2 separate regions of the Homo sapiens genome follow, and region 1 is linked to region 2. A link is a loop called in an ENCODE intact Hi-C map of the cell type or tissue named here. Cell type or tissue: IMR-90. All regions are shown on one strand. Each heading gives the region's core, and the rest is flanking DNA. Links, peaks and the distances in the headings are about the cores only. Region 1 has its middle 39 kb from the start of COPRS. Region 2 has its middle 120 kb from the start of COPRS.

Region 1 (2,913 bases), core at 273-2,772, 80 kb before region 2:
CTCACTGCAATCTCTGCCTCCCAGGTTCAAGCAATTCTCCTGTCTCTGCCTCCCGAGTAGCTGGGACTGCAGGCGTGCACCACCACACCCAGCTAATTTTGTATTTTTAGTAGAGATGGGGTTTCACCATGTTGGCCAGGCTGGTCTCGAACTCCTGACCTCAGGTGATCCACCCATCTTGGCCTGGATCGTTTTCTTTTTTTTGGAGACGGAGTTTTGCTGACACCCAGGCTGGAGCGCAGTGGCACAATCTCAGCTCACTGCAACCTCCATCTCCCAAGTTCAAGCGATTCTCCTGCCTCAGCCTCCCAAGTAGCTGGGACTACAGGTGTGCGCAACCACTTCTGGCTCATTTTTGTATTTTTGGTAGAGATGGGGTTTCACCATGTTAGCCAGGCTGGTCTCAAAACTCCTGACCTCAGGCAATCCACCTGCCTCAGCCTTCCAAAGTGCTCCGATTACAGGCGTGAGCCACTGTGCCCAGCCCATTTTCTTAGAACAGATGCTTAGAAATGAAATTAGCCCATCAAATGGTATTGGACTTTTAAAGACACGATTGCCAAATCGCTCTTGGAAAGGCTTATACTGCTTTACAACTCCACCAACGACGTACATGTGTACTCAATTCCCTTTCCATTGCCAGCATTGGCTTTACCATATTTAAAAAAAAATCTCCCAGGATGTAGCTTCTGTAGATTTATTCTGTCCTCTAATCCAGTATTAACCTAACCTTCAAAGCCAGGTTTGTATTGCAAAACAAATCCTTCCTGTCAAATTGAGGCCTGACTTTATTCTGGAAGAACTTAGGAGTTCTGCATCAGAAATGTTGATGTCTATTTTCCTTCCTTTGTAAAGTCCCATGGCCAAGTTTGTATGAATCATTACAGAAAAAAAAAAAGATTGCCATTGTTCCAACAAGTGCTCAAATGCTTCTCAACTGTATTACCAATTGGAATAGATTACCTATGTCCATGGAGGTGTGGGGCGGCACTCTGCCTAGGAAGGTACTGTCTGATTCACTCTCAATGGGACGTGGCAAAGTCAGCAAGGGTGACACTGGGAAGGGTCTTGTGTGCTGGGCTGCATCAGAATGGGTGTTACCTGAAAGAACAGATACTTGTTTATATCTGCTCGACATCTCTTTCCTCTTCTCTTGAGAGGGGTGTCTTTCTTCCTTTCGAACTACTGTGTCATGAGCTAGCCCTGACCTACCAGAATCCCCTTTCTTCTTGGCTAGCATGACTGACTCATGGGTGGGTATGACCCAAGAATGACCAGTCAGTCCTTCCTGAGATTTGACATACGTATGCTGAGAGAAAGAAACTTAGATTTCCCATGAAGCTTGGTAATGGGGGATGATTTAGGCCTAAGCTCTTGGTGGTCTCCCTCTTTTTTTTTTTTTTGAGACAGGATCTGGCTCTGTCACCCAGGCTGGAGTGCAGTGGCATGATCACAGCCCACTGCCACCTCTACCTCCCAGGCTCAAGTGATCCTCCCACCTTAGCCTCCCAAGCAGCTGGGACTACAGGTGTGTGCCACCATGCCCAGCTAATTTCTGTATTCTTTTTTTTGGTAGAGACAGGGTTTCACCATGTTGCCCAGGCTGGTCTCGAACTCCTGAGCTCAAGCCATCCACCCGCCTCGGCCTCTCAAAGTGTTGGGATTACAGGCATGTGCCACCGTGCCTGGCTGGTCTCTTTTCCTCCATGTGGAAAAAGCTGCCTGCAGTAGAAGCCTGGGAATATGAAACTAAGAAAAGACACACAGGCGAGGCAGGACAGGGGGAAAGGGATGGTCTTTATGCTAGTCATCTGAGTGCTCATCGACCTGGATTTCCTTCTGCACTTATAATGGAAGAACTCTGGTGCACCAGGGGAGGCCAGAGAACTTCACGTCTGAGATGAGCACAGCGAATTCCAGAGAGAGGGAACCAAGGGTTGGTACTAGGAGAAAATATCCCTTGTCAGATTCAAACATCTCAGACGTTTGAAATGATAGGATGAGGCAAGATAAGAACTGGTGCTGGGAATATGAGAAGCAAGTCAGGAAGTATAAAGGCAGGGAAGAGAAAGGAGTCTATTGTATTCATCTGAGCACAAGACGATCTTGAGCCAGGTTGGCAGTGGAACGGTGCGGAATGGTGAGGAATGGTTGCAAGGAGAATTGCAGTGGAATAATTGGTAGGACTTGGTGACTGGCTGGCTAGCTGTATTAGTTGGCTTAGCCTGCCATCACAAAATACCACAGACTAGGTGGCTTGAATCATAGAAATTCATTTTCTCATGGTTCTGAAGGCTTGGAAAGTCCAACATTAAGGTGCCGGCAGGGTTGGTTTCTGCTGACGCCTCAGGTTGCACGTGGTGCCTTGTCACTGTGTCCTCATATGGCCTTTTCTCACTGCTTGTGTGGAGAGAGATCACTGGTGTCTCTTCCTCTTCTTATAAGTACACCAGTTCTGTGGGATTAGGGCCCCATCCCTATGACCTCATTAACCCTCATGTACCTCCTTAAAGGTGGTCTCTCCAAATGCAGTTACGTTAGTGGTTAGTGCTTCAACATATAAATTTGTGGGGAGACACAATTCAACCCTGACACTAACAAAGTAGGAATACATTTTTGGGGTAGAATGATTAATTTGTTTGAGTTTATTTTTCTCTCATGTCTTAAAAAGATATTTGTAACCATAGGTACATGTGATTTAAAAAACTCTCTTCTTTTCATTTATTAGTATATTATAAGCATTTTCCCATATTGCTATGTAGCATTTTTTTTTCTTTTGAGATGGAGTCTCACTCTGTTGCCCAGGCTAGAGTGCAGTGGCACGATCTTGGCTCAGTGCAACCTCCACCTCCCAGGTTCAGTCGATTCTCCTGCCTCAGCCTGCCAAGCAGCTGGGATTACAGGTGCATGCCA
Region 2 (2,913 bases), core at 129-2,628:
ATAACCCAGGACATCAGTGACACCACCCAGTTCAACTCCTGGTTATATGTGGGCCTCTGTGGCTTCTAGTGGGCTATTTAGGTGTTTTCAATAGAGTGAGTGTTTCTTTGAGGTTAGGCCTCTGTGAATCCTTGGTGTCTAGCATGGTCTAAGTACCCTGGAGGTGCAGAATCCATATTTCCTGTTCGGTGTCCTTATGGGCCTTTTTTTTTTTTTTTTTTTTTTTTTTTTTTTTGCAGAGGTTGTGTTTTTGAAGCATCTAACACTGTCTGGCACACAGAAAGGCAGGTAGGGCCATGAGAACAGTGTGGGCTTTAGATTCAAATCCCTGTGTTGCCCTGTAGAGCTGTGTGACCTTTGGCAAGTCACCTAAGTTCTATCAGCTTCTGTTTCTTCAGTGTAACATGAAGCTACAATATTTCCCACACAGACCTTGTATTTTTTTTAAATAGTTGGTGTAGCGGTGCTAAGTAGATGTGTGTTCCTTCCCCTGCCTTCCCAATGCTGGTGGAGGCAGCTATTACACAGACGAGATGCAGAGACAGTTGAGAGATTGATACGTTGGGGTCTGGAATATTTGGGGATAACTGGCATTCCTAGACAATCTCTAAGTTTGCTTTGGTCAATGGTACTGACCCAGAGCCCTCCATATCCAAAGGGGACCCAGGCTGCTAGTAAATAAGTAATGACTAAAGAACTATTCAGCCAGGCTTTATTTGGACACAACTGATATGCCCAAATCCAACTCAAGGCTCACTTCAAACATTGCCTCCTCCAGGAAGCCCTTTTTAATCCCTCCTTAATCCCAGGACCTGGACATATCTTTCTGTTTAGTTTGATTGGTTTCTTTTCTTGATGGGGAGTGTCAGCCAGCACATAGTAAACTCTTATTAATCGTTTGTTGAACAACTGAATGAATACATTTTCATCCAGTACAGGGGGTCTAAGGAAACAGTGAAGTGCCCTGTAAGACTGAAGCAAGAAAGAGATCCAGAGGGGATCGCAGAGAGTCCACAGCAGGCTCTCTGGATAATGGAAAGGGGTCCTGATTTTGCCATTTTTCTTCCCGCTCCCAATTTTACATAGCATAACCAGTGAGCACTTGAGCTTGAACTTAGATCTGGGTTAAATTCCTAACTCTGCCACCTACTAGCTGAATGACTTTAAGTAAGTTACTTGCCCTCTCTCAGCCATCAGGATGCAGCCCAGTTAGCTTTCATTATGGCTTTGCAGAAGCAGCCCTCCTCCAAGGCGTCACCTTCCCCTCGTGCCCCTTTGGGGCTATTCTCTTCCCTCCAGGCTGCCTGCCATTTACACATCTGAAAAATATGCAGGCCAATGGAAATACACATCCTCCAATCTGCCTGCTCCTCATGCAGGGAATTAAAATCTGTCTCATCGTCCCACTTTGGAATGCTGAGTATTTGGTCAAGGATTCAGCTTCCCTTTTTTATGAGGCTTTAAGAAAACCCAAATTAAACCCTGATTTGTTTTTAAAGATCGGAATCTTAATCTTTCAGCATTTGGCTCATTTTCTTTACAGGCTTAGAAAGCAACATTAAACAGATTATGTTTCTTAGTGTACTCTGCTTTTTCTCTGGTGTGTGCTGGGGGGTGGCACATGGGGCAACATTTTGTCTCATAAGAGAAAACTTTAGAGACTGCTGTGTGTCTTTCTGTACTATTCTAGCTTGCTGTGTGACCTTGGCCAAGCCCCTTGACTTCTCTGAGCTTTCATGTCCTCATCTGTAGAATGAGAGGGCTGAACATTAAGGCCTGTGCACTCCTCAAGGGCAGGAGATCATATAGAACTCCCATATTTCAAACTGGGGCTCAGAGAAGGGAAGAGTCTTACCTAAGGGCACACAGCCATTTAACGGGCAGAACTGGGTAAGGGGTTCTGGCTTCTAGGACAGCCCTCTATTCACTAGAAACCCTACTTTCTCTGAGAAAGAAATATGGGGTCAATATACAATGATTCCTGTATAATTTTTTCTTTTTTTTTCCCCCGCTCTTTTTGCCCAGGCTGGATTGCAATGGCACAATCTCGGCTCACTGCAACCTCCGTCTCCCTGGTTCAAGCGATTCTCCTCCCTCGGCCTCCCAAGTAGCTGGGATTACAGGCGTGCTCCATCACACCTGGCTAATGTTTGTATTTTTAGTAGAGATGGAGTTTCACCATTTTGGCCCGGCTGGTCTTGAACTCCTGACCTCAGATGATCCACCCACCTTGGCCTCCCAAAGTGCTGAGATTACAGCCATGAACCACTGCACCTGGCCTGATTCCTGTATAATTTTCAAACTCTTTCCCTTCATGAGTAGAGTCCAGTAGACTTCAAGATGAGGTTTGTGTTTTAGATGCTGTTAAAAAGAAGGAAGAGAAGGAGAATTGAGAAAATCTAGAAATGAGGATAAGACATGTTGCCACTATTCTGTGGTTCATTGTCGGATATACCAAGAAGAAAAATCTTTGATTCAAACCAAAATGGTATGAGAAGCAGCAGATCTCATGACATCTCCTCCAGCCTCTGATAATGGCCTATCGGGTAACCGACTATCCCAGTTTGCCCAGGACGAAAGAGTTTCCTGGGACCTGGGACTTTCAGTGCTAAAATCTGGAAAGTCCTGGAAAGTCTACGTAAGCTGGGATGAATTGTTCATTCTCATGGCCAGCTGGTAACCAAAGAGAAAGGCCTTCTAACAGAGTGAGCTTTGACTGGTGTGATTACTGGCTCTGCTACTTACATGACAGCTTTGAGAGGGCCAAGCTGTCTGAACCTTAGTATTCTCATCTGGCAATTGGATTTAAATGAGGTAATTCACCAAAGATGCCTCCTTCAGTGCTTGGCACAGATTAATCATGCAATGAGTAAGTATCTCTCCTTCTGGGGAAAAAACATCTTAAAGAAAATT

The links. Hi-C counts contacts between places; a loop is a spot of excess contacts. Peaks named below come from ENCODE experiments on the same cell type or tissue, not always from the same donor. Only the 100,000 strongest peaks of a DNase experiment are listed, where the experiment ranks them.
Region 1: a loop joins it to region 2, with 2.4 times the contacts of the local background. A loop is called at or near these places in 2 of 110 quality-filtered maps.

The regions. Positions count from the first base shown.
Region 1 is chr17:31,819,179-31,822,091 of GRCh38, reverse strand. No RefSeq gene overlaps it. Among named protein-coding and RNA genes, the nearest start is that of COPRS, 39 kb to the left of the region's middle. In IMR-90, for the core only: no CTCF peak of the experiment used is centred there; a DNase peak (open chromatin) is centred at 1,241.
Region 2 is chr17:31,739,378-31,742,290 of GRCh38, reverse strand. No RefSeq gene overlaps it. Among named protein-coding and RNA genes, the nearest start is that of COPRS, 120 kb to the left of the region's middle. In IMR-90, for the core only: no CTCF peak of the experiment used is centred there; a DNase peak (open chromatin) is centred at 1,340; H3K27ac peaks cover 1,790 bases.